3 separate regions of the Homo sapiens genome follow, and all the other regions are linked to region 1. A link is a contact called in ENCODE Hi-C or POLR2A ChIA-PET data. All regions are on one chromosome and are shown on one strand. The core of a region is the stretch at or near the end of the contact, and the rest is flanking DNA. Distances in the headings are between cores, read along the strand shown. Region 1 holds the start of C19orf47 (chromosome 19 open reading frame 47). Region 2 holds the start of DMAC2 (distal membrane arm assembly component 2). Region 3 holds the start of TGFB1 (transforming growth factor beta 1).

What was found. Hi-C counts contacts between places; a loop is a spot of excess contacts on that map. ChIA-PET counts read pairs that join two places held with the same protein, here RNA polymerase II (POLR2A). Pooled maps may share reads with other maps.
Region 2: a loop to region 1 is called in a map of CD4-positive, alpha-beta T cell, with 4 times the contacts of the local background. The contact joins the promoter of DMAC2 here to the promoter of C19orf47 in region 1. A Hi-C loop is called at or near these places in 1 of 168 maps with a recorded cell type or tissue (CD4-positive, alpha-beta T cell) and 7 of 50 pooled maps. POLR2A ChIA-PET finds 5 or more read pairs at or near these places in 1 of 52 experiments (CD8-positive, alpha-beta memory T cell).
Region 3: a loop to region 1 is called in a pooled map, with 8 times the contacts of the local background. The contact joins the promoter of TGFB1 here to the promoter of C19orf47 in region 1. A Hi-C loop is called at or near these places in 1 of 168 maps with a recorded cell type or tissue (naive thymus-derived CD4-positive, alpha-beta T cell), 1 of 37 single-sample maps with no recorded cell type and 9 of 50 pooled maps. POLR2A ChIA-PET finds 5 or more read pairs at or near these places in 2 of 52 experiments (GM10248 and GM12878).

Annotation. Positions count from the first base shown.
Region 1 is chr19:40,347,131-40,349,658 of GRCh38, forward strand. C19orf47 (chromosome 19 open reading frame 47) reads right to left here and starts at 1,267. Exons shown (of 9, transcript NM_001256441.2): 1 at 1,194-1,267. PLD3 (phospholipase D family member 3) reads left to right here and starts at 1,565. Exons shown (of 13, transcript NM_012268.4): 1 at 1,565-1,638. RefSeq lists a silencer at 1,142-1,231 and an enhancer at 1,222-1,511.
Region 2 is chr19:41,438,654-41,441,181 of GRCh38, forward strand. DMAC2 (distal membrane arm assembly component 2) reads right to left here and starts at 1,259. Exons shown (of 6, transcript NM_018035.3): 1 at 1,229-1,259. The coding sequence starts at 1,246. RefSeq lists an enhancer at 994-1,163.
Region 3 is chr19:41,352,672-41,355,199 of GRCh38, forward strand. It overlaps TGFB1 (transforming growth factor beta 1), which reads right to left and starts at 1,251. Exons shown (of 7, transcript NM_000660.7): 1 at 19-1,251. The coding sequence starts at 373. It overlaps B9D2 (B9 domain containing 2), which reads right to left. Exons shown (of 4, transcript NM_030578.4): 4 at 1,746-2,342. The coding sequence ends at 2,029. RefSeq lists silencers at 1-263, 424-503, 804-873, 1,024-1,553 and enhancers at 1,554-1,703, 1,627-2,128.

The sequences.
Region 1 (2,528 bases), core at 17-2,516:
TTATCTTTCCATTTCAGTGTACAATGTAATGGGCTGTTCAGTTTCCATTGTATTTTACCTGAACTTTTCCTTCCTCTCATGGCCAGCAATGCTAGTTTTCCATTGAAGACAGCAATGCGCCGGGCACGGTGGCTCACACCTGTAATCCCAGCACTTTGGGAGGCAGAGGCGGGCAGATCACCTGAAGTCAGAAGTTCGAGACCAGCCTGACCAACATGCAGAAACCCCGTCTCTACTAAAATACAAAAAAAATTAGCCGGGCGTGGTGGCGCATGCCTGTAATCCCAGCTACTCGGAAGGTTGAGGCAGGAGAATCCCTTGAACCCAGGAAGCGGAGGTTGCGGTGAGACGAAATTGCACCATTGCACTCCAGCCTGGGCAACAAGAGCGAAACTCCGTCTCAAAGAAAAAAAAAAGAAGAAGACAGCAATGCAAATTTGCCTTCTCAAATTAACTTACTGGGGAAAAAAATGCACTAGTCATTATCAAGAAAAAGAAAAAAACTAGTACTTCAGGACTCAGCAAAATTGGTCAAATAGTAAGTGACAGGATGTCGATTTCCCCGGCTCCAATTCTAAGTTTTTCCTATTGCTGTCTCTGAGCTTTCTCCCCCAGCTTCCCTGGAATTCCCAGCTACACCAATGACTCTCAGAATCATTATCATTATAGTCCCAATCCACGAGCTCTCACTGTGCCAGCCCCTCTGCTTAAAATCTTTACACACACAGATTTCATCAGAATCCTCAAGACGACCCTATGATATTGGGACTATCTGCTCTCATTGTACAGATGAGAAAAAACGGGGTTCAAGGAAGCGAAGACACAGGCCCCACTGCCGCACAGTGGAGCGGGACTTGAACCAAAATTCGACGGCTTCCAAACCCAACAATTTTTCATACTAAGCGCTCAAACATCAATACTAATAATAATAGTATAGTAACGAAGTGAGCGTTATGCGGAGGCGCTGAGCTAAGGCATCCAACGTACACGACCTGACTTCTCACTCCCATTTATAAAGCCGGTGATACAGTCGGATTCTAACCCCCATTCCACAGGGGAGGAAACTGAGGCTCAAAGAAACAAATCGTAAGTCCGAAGCCGTACAACGGAGCCCGAACTGAGTCCAGACACCCGGACGCCACCCGTCCCTACCGCAACCGGCCCAGTCCCACCACCCCCGGCCCGCGCCTCACCTGGCCCACCGGGCCCGCGCCCACTCGCGCCGCCCGCCCTCCCTCCCGGCGGCGCCAACTGTCAGACACTCCTCCCCCGGCCCGGGCTGCCCGCCCCGGAAGCATCCTCTCACCGCCGGAAGCTGAACTGACTCGTCCGCGGCCGCTCTACCCCAACAGGCCGCCACCAGCGAGAGTGCGGCCATAACCATCACGTGACCGCCCACCGACACCAGCGAGAGTGCAGTCGTAACCGTCACGTGACCGCCCACCGTCGGCCCGGCGCTCCCCTCCGCCCGAAGCTAGCAAGCGGCGCGGCCAATGAGAAAGGCGCATGCCTGGCCCCCGCCGGCCTGCAGTCTAGCCGTAGTGCGCCTGCGCGCGGCTAGGAGGGGCCGTCAGGCGGGGATACAGCCTGGAAGGTGCGTGTGGGGCTGGGTCTCGGAGTGGGAGACGTGGAGTGCAGGTACTGTGCGATCTGGGGGCGCGGCGCCTCGGCTACCCTCCTCGTGTTGTCTTCCACGCTATAATGCATGGAATATAATATATATTATATGGAATATAATATATGGAATATAATATATATAATTATAGCGTTGTCTTCCACGCTATAATTTATGTCGTCCTCGGTCTCTTTATGTCACCATTCCTCTCCTTCTGTCTCATCCCACTTAAATCCTCACAACTCCTTCTGTCGCCATCACCCTCTTTAAATCCTCACAACTCCTCTTGTTGTCATCAACGCCCTTAACTCGCTTTCGTTCCCTGTAAGCCCTCTTTGCCACCATAGGTCGTAATCGCTCCCTTTAAATTCGTCATCGCCATATGTTACCTGCATCCTGCTTTTGTTGCCATTTCTCCTTTATAAAATCCTCATTTCTCTTTAAACCCTCATCATACCCCCAAGTCACCTTCGCATGGCTACTGTCCCCATCGCTCTTCTTAAATCGCGCTAATGCAACTCTTACGTCATCATTACCCCTTGTGTCTTTGTCCCTCCCTTGGCATCACTGTTCCTCTGACCAGTCACCATCCACTCCTCATGCTTCCAGTTTTCCCCATAAGGAGCCACCCAGCCTTACAGTTATTTTTCTTCCCTCCGTGTCTTCGTCATTTCCCCGTGTCACATCTCACATAACATACGGGGTACTGCAGCCCATTACCTGGGGTGTGTCAGAATCCCAGCCCCACCACTACACCTCTGGATACCTTGACTGCCTTATGGCACCTTTCCAATCCCAGCTTCATCTGCAAAATGCACACGGGGACATCCACATCAGGGCTGAGTGTGACGATTCTGTGAGTTTATTCTTGTGGTAGGCTCAGCTTGACATGGTGTTTTTGGCTAATATTGTT
Region 2 (2,528 bases), core at 9-2,508, 1.1 Mb after region 1:
CTAAATTCTTCCTCTAACTTTCCCCCAAACCCTTATCACTCAAAACCTGCATTATTTGACCTCTTAATTTTCCACAGATTTGCCCCTTAATTACCCAATTCTTCTGCTGGGGTCTTCCCAAATGACTTCTTTCTTTCCCCAGAATATAATCTTAAAAACTTATCTCCAAACCTCAAGGAGAGGGTGCTCTGAGCAATCCCTAAAACCAACCAAGCTTGTCCAACCCGCCGCCTGCATGCAGCCCAACACAAACATGCAAACTTTCTTAAAACATTAGGAGGATATTTTTGTGATTTTTTTTTTTTTTTTTTTGGCTCATCAGTTATGGTTAGTGTATTTTATGTGTGGCCCAAGACAATTCTTCTTCTTCGAACAGCGTGGCCCAGGGAAGCCAAAAGATTGGACACCCCTGAACCGAGAAGGGTATAAAAAGCATGAGCTTTGAAGAGGAGAGTAAGAAAGTCGAGGGGTGTGGCCAATGGGAAGAAGCCCCCAAACTCTTCAATTTTGCTTTCAAGGTCTCCTCTTAATCTACCCCAATTTCTCTTTGCTTTAACCAAATTCTTTTTTTTTTTCAAATTATCTCGATAATTTTACCCAAACCCTTATTTTCCTCAAAAGTTTAAAGCTGCCAACCTCTTTAATTTTCCCTAAATTCATTCCTTGATTTTAAATCCTCTGAAAGAATATCTCAAATTCTCCTCTTAATTTCACCCAGATCATGCCCTTAGAACCTCCAAATTGACCTCTTGGTTCCCCCACCCATCATGCTTTTGAGTTTTCTGTAAAAATTCGTCAATCTCCCACTAACTTTCCTTACATTCATCCTTCGGTCTTCTAAGACCAAATCCCACATCCTCGAACAATCCCTTCCAAGCTCTCTTATCCTACAGGCCCCACCCTTGCCTGTCCATTAGCTCCTTGTGTCATCCCTCCCTCTGATTGGTTAGTCGCGTCGCTCTTCGGCAGCCACTCCCTCATCCCCATTGGATACTCTCAGCCAAGTCCCTGCCTCCTCTCGCTCGCTAAAGCGTCTCCTCCGCCTGCGACCCTCACAGATCCTTCCTGGCCCCCACTAGCCACAGGTTTGCACTCCCAGTACGGGGCTTGCCAGGCTTAGCCTGCTGCCTCACGGCTTTCTGCTCTCGTGGCCGCCAACAGAGGCCCTGAATGCGGAGGCTGTAGAGCGGACTTCAAATTTGGGGCTCTAGGAACTCCGGTCACTTACCGCCCAGGGAGCCGCCATCTTGCTAAGGTTTCGTAACCGGAAGGGGCCGGTCTTATCCCACGCTCCTGGTTCAGCGCGAACTTATTCTCCTGTGGCCACGCCCCGCGTTTTCTAACCGTCCTCTTAAAGGTGCACGCACTTTTTACTCTTAAAGGGTTTAGGGATTGCTCACAGCGCCCTCTCCCTGAGCTTCAAAACGAGACACAGGTCGGGCTCACGCACCTGTGAACCCAGCACTTTGTGGAGGCCGAGGCGAAAGCATCGCTTGAAGCCAGGAGTTCGAGACCAGCCTGGGCAACATAGGGGAGCCTTTATCTCCACAAAGAAATAGGGCAACCTTATATCCACAAAAAATAAAATGTTAGCCGGGCGTGGTGGTGCACGCCTGTGGTCCCAGCTACTCACGAGGCTGAGGCGGGGGGATCACTTGAGCCGGGGAGGTCGAAGTTGCAGTGAGCTGTGATTGCGCCACTGCACTCCAGCCTGGGTGACAGAGCGAGACGCTGTCTCTTAAAACAAAAAATTGAAAAACAAAACAAACCCCAGGACTCCACAATCTTTCCCTAGGAGAAGATGGGGTGTTCTTCCCGGCAGAGTACCTTTCTTTCCTGACTGCAATTGCAGTCTCCCCAAGCTTTCTTATTCTTCCAGCTTCCACTCACTACCTCCTAAAAACAGGGAATGAGGGGGCTGAAAAGCTGACCACGTCATTTTTAAAAATTAGGGTCAGGTAAGAGAGTGGGTGAAGAGGTTAGATGTCAAGGTTAGAGACTGAGGTGAGATCTCAAGACCAGTTTGGAGTTGAAAGCTAGATCGCAGCATGAAGAGCCATTGTGAAGTCTTGTGGATAGAATTATTCATTCATTAGTTCCAAGAATATTTACTGAGCACCTACCACGTGATGGCAGGCACTGTTCTAGATGCCGAGGTTACCATGGTGAGCAGGACAGACCCAGTCCCTCTCTCAGGAAGTCAACATTCTGGGCTGGGAGAGGATGGATGTGGGAGAGGATGAATAAGAAACAAAGGAATCAGCAAGGCAATTTTGATGAGAAGCAGATAAAAAAAAGTGACTGGGTGTAGGGCCATCAGCAAAGGCCTCTCTGAAGAGGTGACATTGAAGTAGAAGTGAATGATAAGGAAAGAGCCATTCAAAGATCTAGGGGAAAAGCGCTGCAGGGAGAGGTAGCCTCTAGAGCAGAGAGGCCTTGAGGTGGGAACCAGCTTGCAGACAGAGATAGGAGACTGGGTTGAGAGGTGGGCAGGGGCTGACGGTGCAGGCCTGGTAGGGTTTTATTCT
Region 3 (2,528 bases), core at 1-2,500, 1.0 Mb after region 1:
CTGCCCCTCCGAGCTCACCGTTGTGGGTTTCCACCATTAGCACGCGGGTGACCTCCTTGGCGTAGTAGTCGGCCTCAGGCTCGGGCTCCGGTTCTGCACTCTCCCCGGCCACCCGGTCGCGGGTGCTGTTGTACAGGGCGAGCACGGCCTCGGGCAGCGGGCCGGGCGGCACCTCCCCCTGGCTCGGGGGGCTGGCGAGCCGCAGCTTGGACAGGATCTGGCCGCGGATGGCCTCGATGCGCTTCCGCTTCACCAGCTCCATGTCGATAGTCTTGCAGGTGGATAGTCCCGCGGCCGGCCGGCCAGGCGTCAGCACCAGTAGCCACAGCAGCGGTAGCAGCAGCGGCAGCAGCCGCAGCCCGGAGGGCGGCATGGGGGAGGCGGCGCCCCCCGGCACTGCCGAGAGCGCGAACAGGGCTGGTGTGGTGGGGAGGCCCCGCCCCTGCAGGGGCTGGGGGTCTCCCGGCAAAAGGTAGGAGGGCCTCGAGGGAAAGCTGAGGTCCTCAGGGAGAAGGGCGCAGTGGTGGAGGGGAGGCTTGGACCGGGGGTGTCTCAGTATCCCACGGAAATAACCTAGATGGGCGCGATCTGGTACCAGAAGGTGGGTGGTCTTGAATAGGGGATCTGTGGCAGGTCGGAGAGAGATCCGTCTCCTGGAGGAGAAAGGGTCTAGGATGCGCGGGGGCTCAGGAGACAGGCCGGGGATGAAGGCGGCGTGCAGGGGGTGCGCCCGAGGTCTGGGGAAAAGTCTTTGCGGGAGGCCGGGTCGGCGACTCCCGAGGGCTGGTCCGGAATGGGGGCGCCTGAGGGACGCCGTGTAGGGGGCAGGGAGGGAGCAAGCGTCCCCGGCGGCAAAGGGAGGCGGTCTGGGGTCCCCAAGTCCTGCCTCCTCGCGGGGCAGCGTCGCGCCAAGAGGTCCCCGCGCCTCCGGCTCCCAGCGGCAACGGAAAAGTCTCAAAAGTTTTTTTCCTCTTCTCCCGACCAGCTCGTCCCTCCTCCCGCTCCTCCTCCCCCTCCTCCCCGCAGTGGCGGGGGCGGCGGCGGCTCGTCTCAGACTCTGGGGCCTCAGGCTGCTCCTCGGCGACTCCTTCCTCCGCTCCGGGCCGAGGCCGGCCCCGCGGGCGGCTCAGAGCCGGGGGGGTGCCCCGGACGGGGCGTCCCCCCTGCCCCCGGCCGGGGCCCTCGCTGTCTGGCTGCTCCGCGGAGGGAGGTGGGAGGGAGATGGCCCAGGGCGCGAAGGGCGGCGGCGGCGGGGACCGGCTGGGTCGGCAGGGGGTTTTGAAGCCGCCCCCGGCCCCACCCAGGAAGCGCACGGGGCGGGAGCGGGGGCGGCCCCCAGGGGGAGGGCATGGGGGGGCTGGGCCACCGTCCTCATCTCGCGTGGGCGGGCTCCGAGGGGGGTCCCTTCAGCCCTGGGGGAAAGGGGGCGGGCACCCCGGCTCCGCCCCGCAAACAGGGTGCTGCCTCCTGGCGGCCAAGCGCCACCAAAGCGGGTGATCCAGATGCGCTGTGGCTTTGCGGGCGGTGTGGGTCACCAGAGAAAGAGGACCAGGCGGAGAAGGCTTAATCCGGGGGATGAGACACAGGGGAGCCGACCAGAGGAGGGGGACCCAGAACGGAAGGAGAGTCAGGCTGGGAAACAAGGTAGGAGAAGAGGGTCTGTCAACATGGGGGCCTCCGGAGGGTGTCAGTGGGAGGAGGGGGCAACAGGACACCTGAAGGATGGAAGGGTCAGGAGGCAGACACCTGTAAGAATTGCTCTCCTTTACTGAGCACCTCCCATGTGGCTAAGCAGCCTCCTGTCACTCAACACCCTGCGACCCCATACATTTACTGTCCCCAATTTACAGATAGGGAAACTGGGCCCAGAGGGACCCCGAGGTCCTAGAAAGGACAGAAGCGGTGCCATGCCTTAGCTGGGGTCAGCTCTGACAGTCTCTAGAGTCTGTGCTCTTGACCACTGTGCCATCCTCCCCCATCACTGGGTGTCCGGGGTGTGGATGGTGGTGACGTTGGAGGCAGAGTCCCTCAGCACTCCACGCCGTAGCGGTCGAAGTTGCGGAGCAGCAGGCCGATCTCCAGGTGCACGGTGCCACCAGCAGCTGTGTGCAGGCGATAGCGGTCGGCCCCACTGTAGATGGTGTCCCCATGCAGCAGCTGCGGCCCACCACCCACGAAAGCCCGTGCCAACTGTTCTCGCCAACTGCCCAGGGGCCGCCACGTGGGGCAGGCCAGCTGGTGGGTGCCCGGGCTACTGGGCACATGGCAAAATCCATAGCCTGCAAGCTGGCAGCGGCCAAAGCTGTCCTGGGACCACACCTGGAAATGGAGCCGGGGCCAGCCTGCAGGAAAGGAGAGAGAGGGGAAAGGAGGGATGGGTGGGGACCAGACTCCTGCTGATTCCCCACTCCCTGATACTCACTGGAGACCCCAGGCCCAGTCTTTTCCTCTCTGGGTTTCTGTCCCAGAGTTTCCAACCCAGCCTCCTTTCTAGGCTCCCACCGTCTTATCTATCCCCACACAGCAGC